Regions from separate parts of the Homo sapiens genome. Here region 2 is linked to region 1. A link is an interaction called in ENCODE POLR2A ChIA-PET data of the cell type or tissue named here. Cell type or tissue: OCI-LY7. All regions are shown on one strand. Links, peaks and the distances in the headings refer to the core of each region. The heading gives the core; the rest is flanking DNA. Region 1 has its middle 4.4 kb from the start of NDST1-AS1. Region 2 has its middle 59 kb from the start of NDST1.

Evidence for each region. Peaks named below come from ENCODE experiments on the same cell type or tissue, not always from the same donor. Only the 100,000 strongest peaks of a DNase experiment are listed, where the experiment ranks them.
Region 2: POLR2A ChIA-PET joins it to region 1 with 7 read pairs; 8 of 35 experiments call an interaction of 5 or more read pairs at or near these places.

The regions. Positions count from the first base shown.
Region 1 is chr5:150,488,213-150,492,606 of GRCh38, reverse strand. No RefSeq gene overlaps it. Among named protein-coding and RNA genes, the nearest start is that of NDST1-AS1, 4.4 kb to the right of the region's middle. RefSeq lists enhancers at 1-19, 2,597-2,776. In OCI-LY7, for the core only: a CTCF peak has its summit at 2,740; DNase peaks (open chromatin) are centred at 2,556 and 3,856; H3K4me3 peaks cover 2,247 bases; H3K27ac peaks cover 3,627 bases.
Region 2 is chr5:150,564,449-150,568,842 of GRCh38, reverse strand. No RefSeq gene overlaps it. Among named protein-coding and RNA genes, the nearest start is that of NDST1, 59 kb to the right of the region's middle. In OCI-LY7, for the core only: no CTCF peak of the experiment used is centred there; no DNase peak of the experiment used is centred there.

The DNA.
Region 1 (4,394 bases), core at 218-4,217:
CATGAGCTCCAGGATTCTGCTTCCACCTCCAGAAACAGGGAGCTCGCTCCCTGCAGACACAATCCCTTCCATCTTGGCTTGCTCTAATTTTTTTTTTAAGTCTCCTCATTACACTGAGTTGAAGTCAGCCTCTCCTGGCCCATCTACCCATTGGATTTGCCCTCCAGCACCTCACACAAGTCTACCTCCTCTGGCCAGAGCAACCCCTCAGAAAGCAGCGGGCCCTGACTGTAATCCCCTGGGACTAAACTTCTCCAGGCTGGCCACCTACCTCTCTAAGCCTTGCTTGCTACATCTGCTAAAAGGGAATAATAATAGTGCCTATCTCTCATTGCTGTTGTGAGGATTAAATGAACTCCTTAGTTAATAATATCAACTACAATAATAACGATAATTCACATAGATTGGGCTCACAGTGTGTTATCTTTCTAAATCCTGTCAGATGGGGATAATTATCATCCCCTTTGTACAGAGGAAGAGCTAAACAGCTTGCCCAAGGTCTCACACATAGGAAGCAGCCCAGCAGGGACCTGAACACAGGCCACCTGGCTCCAGAGCCTGGCTCTCAACCTTTGCTCTGTCTGGATCTTCTAGTCACCTGCCCCAAGACCAAGCCCATGTCACCTGTCTCTGCCGCCATCCTCTCCCCCTTCCCAGGCAAAGTGAGACTGGGTGGGAGGCCTCCAAAAGCTCCAGCCCATGCAGTCTGGGGTACGGGTCCCTGGTTACGAGGACAGCCACAGGGCCGCCAGCCCAGCGGGACCTTCTCAGCCAGCCCAATTTATCTGGTGTAATCTTTAGACATCCTTCAACATGGTCACCAGGGAGGAGATTGAGCCCATGGAACTTGAGCACCTTAGGCTTGATGACAGGAAGGAAGAAGAAAAACAGAGGCATAACAAAGAAAAGAAATCCTGTCCAGCTTCCTAGATGAAACCAGATGTTCCCACATACCATGCAAATTGCTCTATCTCTCCAGGCCTCAGTTTCCTCATCTGCACATGCCATCTCAGGCCATTAGGCAGAAAGTTCAGAAACTCAAATTCCAGGGATTCTTTCTCTCATCTCTAAAAGGACAGATCCCCTCTAGCTACAAACAATAATTATAACAACTGTTATCTTTGAACAGCTTCTACTTACTGCACACTTACTATGTCAAAGCACTGATTTCCTTAACCTCCCTAACAAAACAGAACTATTATTATCCCCATTGTGAAGTTGAGGAAACTGATGTCCAGGGAAATTTAGGTAATTTACCCTAGATCATGCAGCTAGTAGTAGCAGAATGGTGATTTGAACCCAGGACTTTTGATTCCACTCTACAACACTGCCCACCCCCATTGGAAAGCGGTCATGTGCAGCCCCTGCCTCCAGAGTACAGAGCCTAGAGGAGATAAGACTTGTCTTTAGGAAGCTAGAGTTCAAAGCTAAGAGCTGAAGGGCCCATGAGAGGTCCAGGTAACAGGTTCTACACATGTAAAGGAGGGAGCAGGCAATGCCAGCTCTGGAGAATTAGGGATGGCTACATGGAAGAGGTGACCCTGGAGCTGTGTACTGGTAGGGAGGATTTTAGGGTGAGCAAGGGGAAGTGACTGGAGTGCAGCATTTTCACCATGAGCAGATTTGTAGAGGTAGGAGGGGCCAGGAGCACAGCCAGAGAGAGGGAAAGAGGCCAGTTCTGCTTGAGAGTTGAGGGGGAGTGGGAGAGGGGGCCCTGCAGTCACACAGCAGGCACTTCCCATACATTGCCCTCAAATAAACAAATGCTCATTCGTCATGCACATTTTAAAATTAGATTAATCCAATCTGTATTCAAGAAACAAGGTGAGTAGAAATAAAAGGGCCAGGAGGCAACTTAGCACAAACTCTCCTCCATCTAGATAAGGATTTTGATGGCAAATTGGCTTTAGCCCTGAGGCCGCAGGGTCCAGGACCGCTGCCCCCAAACATCCACCTCTTCCACTGAGCTCCACACCTCCAAGACAGAAGCTGTGAGGCAGAGCTTTGTAAGAGCCCCACAGACAGAGAAAGCAACTTTGCTGGTGACCCCCAGAAACCAAGAGAGCCTCCTTTAACCTCCACTGCAGGGAAGGAGGGGAACAACCCCCGCCTGCGTCTTCACTTTCAAATCCACAAACTCACCAGCCCTTTTGCCCTAAGCCCTACTGATTCAGCCTGATTCATGATTTAGCCTTATTTCTTCACAGGTGAGGAAAAAGAGACTGACCCCATTTCACAGATGAGAAATGGAAGCAGAGGGTTCAAATCCTCTGTGAAAGTACAGTCCTTAGCCCAGCTCTGGCCACTGCTCCAGACATCCCCAAGGGGCCCCTTGACAGTCAGCTGGGCTGAGTGTATTCCAAACGGCAAGGACTCTCCCAGTGGAGCTCTGCAGGCCAGGCCATATGGAACTCCCCAGGACGTGCAGGAAGGGCAGCTCCAAAGCTATGAGAAAACAGAGGGTGGAGGTGGGCCAGGCACCATCCAAATGCTGAGATTCTTGGGTGAAAAGGGAACTGAGAGTGGCCACCCAGGCCTGCCCCTGCTGATGCATCCTCCTGCCGCCTCTGCAGCTCTCCAGGCTCTTTGCATACCTTCAGCCATGCTGTTCTCGCCTTCTTTCTGGGCAGCTTACTTCCGGACTAGCTTCCTTGGAGCTGTCACCCTTGTTGCTTTCTCCATCCTCAGGAACCCTGAAGGACAAGACTATGCCCCCTACCTGTAGAGGGCCTTTCAGGGATTTGAAAGCAGTAATATTGCCCCTTAAGGGTTATTCCCCAAACCTTAAAACCACCTGTGACGACCCCAAATGCCAAGACAGCTACAAAGTCCTGCAGCTTCCCCCTCCTTCCCTGTCAGTCCGCTGCCTGAGTCAGCCTGTGGTCAGCTTTCTGCAGGACCATGATGAGCGCAATCTCTGGCCTGGTCTTAACTCTGCCAGTCTTGCTCCCATCTTTGGTCAAAAGACCCCTGAGAAGCAACACAGTAAGGCAGAAATAGTTCAGGCCTGGGTTCAAATTCCAGCTCTATAAGTGACTCCACCCCTCTGAGCCTCTATTTCCTCATCTGAAAATGGGGCAGGGATAGGGGACCAGCAGCAGCAGCTACTTTGCAGAGTATTGTGATATTTCAATGGGGTGTCTGTAAAGAGCCTGGCATGGTGCCTGACACAAGGCACAGGAACAGGCATCGAGTCAATGAGCTACTTACAACCCTCTGTCCTCTCTATAGGCTACAGAATAAAATCCAAACTCCTGAGCAGGGCACTGCAGGCTCCCCATGACCTAATCTTGTCTCCTATTGTCCCATTTCCCGCAGTCTGCACCCTCGAAAACACTTCCTCCTCCAGGAGGCCTTGCTGACATTAATAAGCAGAAAGCGTTTCCTTCCACTGACCTTCCAAAACCCATCTATAACTGATCAGATCCTGCCCCATAGCCATCATTTGAATCCTTGTCTTCTGTCCTCCATCAGAACAGCCTCTCCTGAATCCAGCAGGACTGCACCCCATTTCATGTCCCCTGTCACCCTCAGCCACAGACATTTTCCATACACATTTCACAAATTACCCTAATGTTCCATTTCAAGTAAAGAATGTCCAAGTCCTCCAAACAGTCCAGATATTTCAAGCCATACTCAAATCCAAATTCCAGGCCAGTAGAAGTCGGCCCAGCCTCCAGAGACTTGCAGGCCTGGCTTTGGTCCCAAAGCATGGAAGGGCGGCCAAAGCACAGCCAAGCAGGTCCAAAGCCTAGGGCAGAGAGAGCTCTGGGCTGCCTAGACCAGAGCCCATTTGTGAGTTTGTCAGACGCCAACCCCCAGCCTATGATCTTAAATTCTTGACCACATCCTCAACTTGTGATTACAAAACTGTTCGTCGCATACCTCCTTGCGACAGGAGGCTCACTATCCATGTTCTCTTGCTTGCTGGGGCCCTCCCTTTACTTGTTGATTCCCCCAGAGGCCTTTCCTCTTGCTCTGACCACAATGACAAGGACAGTCTGACCATATGACGAGTCAGCCTTCCAACTCCTCCATTCAATGCCCTGCTTTTCTGAGTCCCCTCAATGTCCAGCAAAGCAACGGAATTTCCACATTTATTCCTACAAGCTGAACTATCAGCCCAGGAGGGCCCCCTATTTCCAGGGCCCTCAAAAAGCCTACAAACCCTGCAAAACCCAGACACAGTGCTGGAACACCCCTCGGAGCAGGCTGAAATGCACAAACTTTCCTTCCCCAAGAACTTCTCTCATTATCTACCCCCACCCACCACACTCTCTCTCAGCCCTAGATTTAAGATGTTGTTAATTAAATTGCAATTTGTTTTCCATTTTTAAAGTAATTACTCAAGGACCTCAATCAGAGCCCGATCAGTACTCATAAGATGTCACCCC
Region 2 (4,394 bases), core at 268-4,267, 76 kb before region 1:
GTTCCCCCAGCTGGGATCACATGAGGCAGGCATGGGCAGGGGAGAGTGGAAAGTTCCAACTCTGACCCCAAGATCAGAATCTCCTTTTCCAGAGGGGCCCCTGAGGCCAAGTCAACCCTGATCCAGGTCACATCTCCCCAAGCCAATTCAAAAATGGGCAAAAGACTTGAACAAACATTTCTCCAAAGAGACATACAAATGTCCACCAAATACATAAAAAGATAATCAACATCATTAGTCATTAGGGAAATGCAAATAATAACCACAATGTGGTACCACTTCATATCCATTAGGATGGCTATAATTTAAAAAAAAAAAAAAAAGGAAAATGAGGCCAGGCTCACACCTGTAATCTCAGCACTTTGAGAGCCCGAGAGGGGAGGATCACTTGAGCCCAGGAGTTAGAGGCTGCAGTGAGCAATGATCACACCACTGCACTCCAGCCTGCGCAACAGAGTAAAATGCTATCTCTTAAATAATAATAACAATAATAATAATAATAATGCCAGGCACATTGGCTCACACCTGTAATCCCAGCACTTTGGGAGGCTGAGGTGGGCAGATCTCTTGAGCCCAGGAGTTTGAGACCAGCCTGGGCAACATGGCAAAACTCTGTCTCTATAAAAAATACAAAAATTTTCCAGGTGTGGTGGTGCACAACTGTAGTCCCAGCTACTCAGGAGGCCAAGGTGGGAGGATCCCTTCAGCCCGGGGGGAGGAGGTTGCAGTGAGCCATAATCCCATCACTGCACTCTCGCCTGGGCAACAGAACGAGACTCTGTCTCAAAAATAAATAAAATAAAGTGGAAAAAACAAGTTTTGGTGAGGATGTGGAGAAATTGGAACCCTTGTATATTGCTGGTGGAAATGCAAAATGATTCAACTGCTCTGGCAAAAAGTTTGCTGGTGCCTGAAAAAGTTAAACATAGAATTACCTTATGACCCAGCATTTCCCTCCTACGTCTATACCTAAAGGAATTTCAAATAGATAATTGTACATGAGTATTCATTGCAGCACTATTCACAATAGCCAAAAAGTGGAAACAACCTAAATGTACATCAACTAATGAATGGATAAACAAACATACCAATAATGGAATCGTAGTCAGCCATTAAAAATGAAGTATTAACACAAGCTACAACATGGATGAACCTTGAAAGCACATTGAGTGAAAGAAACCAGGCACAAAAGGCCACATATGGAAGAAGGATTCCATTTATGGGAAATGTTCCGAATATGCAATTCATTGAAACAGAAAGTGGTTCAGTGTCTGCCAGGGCCTGAGAGAAGGGAAGAATGAGGAATGACCACTTACTGCTATGAGGTTTCTTCTTGAGGTGATGAAATGTTCTGGAATTAGATAGTGGTGATGGTTGCACAATTTGCTAAAAACCACTGAATTATACACTTTATTATTTTGTGTATGTAAATTATATTTCAATTTACATAAACAGAGCTGCCTTGAATGCCATGTATGTATTTTTATTGTGGTGAAATACATATAACATAAAATTTGCCATTTTAACCATTTTAAAGTGCACAATTCAGTGGCATTAGTACATTCACAATGTTACACAACCATTGCTACTATCTATTGTCAACACTCTCCATCACCCAAGGAGAAACTTTGTGCTCCTTAAGCAATAACTCCCATCCTCCCTCTCCCCTCAGCCATGGTAACCTCTAGCCTACTTCTTATCTCTGTGAATTTGCCTATTCTAGATATTTAGTATAAAGGAAATCGGACAATATTCGTCTTTTTGTGTGTCTGGCTTATTTTATTTCACATAATGTTTTCAAGGCTAATTTATGTTGTACCATGTATCAGAATTTCTTCCTTCCTTTTTTGTGGTGGAATAATATTCCATTGTATTATATACCACATTTTATTTTCTCATTCATCTATTGATGGACACCTGTGCTCTTTCCAGCTTTTGGTTATTGTGAATACTGTTTAACCTTTTGATGAAACACTAAACTGTTTTCCACAGTAGCTGTACCATTTCACATTCCCACTAGCAATGTATAAGGGTTCCAATTTCTCCACATCCTCATCAAAACTTATTTTCCTTAAAAAAAAAAAAAAAATATATATATATATATATATATATATATATATATATATATATATATATAGCCGGCCACATGTGGTGGCTTATGCCTGTAATCCTAGAATTTTGGGAAGACCAGGTGGGCAGATCAGCTGAGGTCATGGGTTCCAGATCAGCCTGGCCAACATGGTGAAACCCCATCTCTACTACAAATACAAAAATTAGCCGGGTCTGGTGGTGGATGCCTGGAGACTGAGGCAGGAGAATTGCTTGAACTCGGGAGGTGGAGGTTGCAGTGAGCCGAGATCACACCACTGCACTCCAGCCTGGGTGACAGAGCAAGACTCCGTCTCAAAAAAAAAACAAAAAACAAAAAACAAACAAACAAAAAAATTATAGCCATCCTAGTAGGTGAGAAGTGGTTTTGATTTGCATTTCACTAATGACTAATGTGTTGAGCACCTTTTCATGAGTGTGTTGGCCATTGTACGTCTTCTTTGGAGAAACATCCATTCAAGTCATTTTCCCATTTTTTAATTGGATTGTTTGTCTTTTTGTTGTTGAGTTGTTCTTTATATTTTTTGGATATTAGGCCCTTATGAGACATATGATTTGCAAATATTTTCTCCCGTTATGTGGATTGTCTCTTAACTCTCTTCATAGTGTCCTTTTTTCTTTCTTTCTTTTTTGAGACAGGGTCTTGCTCTGTCACCCAGGCTGAAGTGCAATGATGCAATCTTGGTTCACTGCAACCTCCACTTCCCAGGCTGAAGGGGTCATCCCACCTCAGCCTCCCAAGTAGCTGGGACCACAGGCACACCACCATGCCCAGCTAATTGTTGTATTTTTTGCAGAGATGGGGTTTCACCATGATGCCCAGGCTGGTCTTGAGCTTCTGGTCTTAAGTGATCCACCCACCTAGGTCTCCCAAAGTGCCAGGATTACAGGTGTGAACCATGGCGCCTGGCCTTAATGGTGTCCTTTGACACACAAAAGTCTTTTAAATTTTAATGAAGACAAATTTATTTTTTTTCTTTGTTGCCTGTGCTTTTCGTGTCATATTTAAGAAACCATTACCAAATTCAAGGTCATAGATATTTGCACTGATGTTTCTAATAGTTCTAAGTTTAGCTCTTAAATTTAAGTCTTTGATCAATTCTCACTTAGTCTTGGCATATGGTATGTGGTAAGGGTTCAACTTCATTCTTTTGCATGTGATATCCAGGTTTTGGAGCACTATTCTTTCTCCAGTGAAAGGTCTTAGCACCCTTGTCAAAAATCAATTGGCAATAGATGTGAGGGCTTGTTTCTGGGCTCTCAATTCTACCCCAGGGTCTATATGTCTATCCTATGCCAGTAGCACACTGTTATAATTACTGTAGATTTGCAGAAGTTTTGTTTTTTTGTTTTGTTGTGTTTTGTTTTTGAGACAGAGTCTCACTCTGTTGCCCAGGCTGGAGTGCAGTGGTGCGACCTCGGCTCACTGTAACCTCTGCCTCCCGAGTTCAAGTGATTCTCCAGCCTCAGCCTCCCAAGTAGCTGGGACTACAGGCACGCGCCATCGCGTCCAGCTGATTTTTGTATTTTTAGTAGAGACGGGGTTTTGCCATGTTGGCCAGGCTGGTCTCGAACTCCCAATCTCAGATGGTCCACCCACCTCGGCCTCCCAAAGTCCTGGGATTACAGGTGTAAGCCACCGTGCCTGGCCTGCAGTAAGTTCTGAAATCAGAAAGCATGAATCCTACAACTGCGTCATTTTTTTTCAAGATTGTTTTGGCTATTCTGAGTTTCTTGAAATTCCATATGAATATTAGGAATTTTCATATTAGGAATTTTTTTTTTCATTTCTGGAAAAAAACCTATTGGATTTTGATAGGAATTGCAAAAAATCTGTATATTCCTTAACAATATTAAGTCTTCTAATCAAACATGGGATGTCTTTCCATTCATTTAGATCTTTAATTTCTTCAAGAAATGTTTTATAGTTTTCTGTATTCAAGTTTCTCACCACCTTGATTAAATTATTCCTATATATTTATTATTATTATTATTATTATTATTATTATTATTATTATTATTATTTTGAGAGAGAGTTTACCTCTTGTTGCCTAGGCTGGAGTGCAGCAGCATGATCTCAGCTCACCACAACCTCCACCTACAGGGTTCAGATGATTCTCCTGCCTCAGCCCCCCAAGTAGCTGGGATTACAGGCATGTGCCACCACACCCGGCTCATTTTGTACTGTTAGTAGGGATGGGGTTTCACCATGTTGGCCAGGCTGATCTCAAACTCCTGACCTTGGGTGATCCACCCGCCTCGGCCTCCCAAAGTTCCGGGATTAC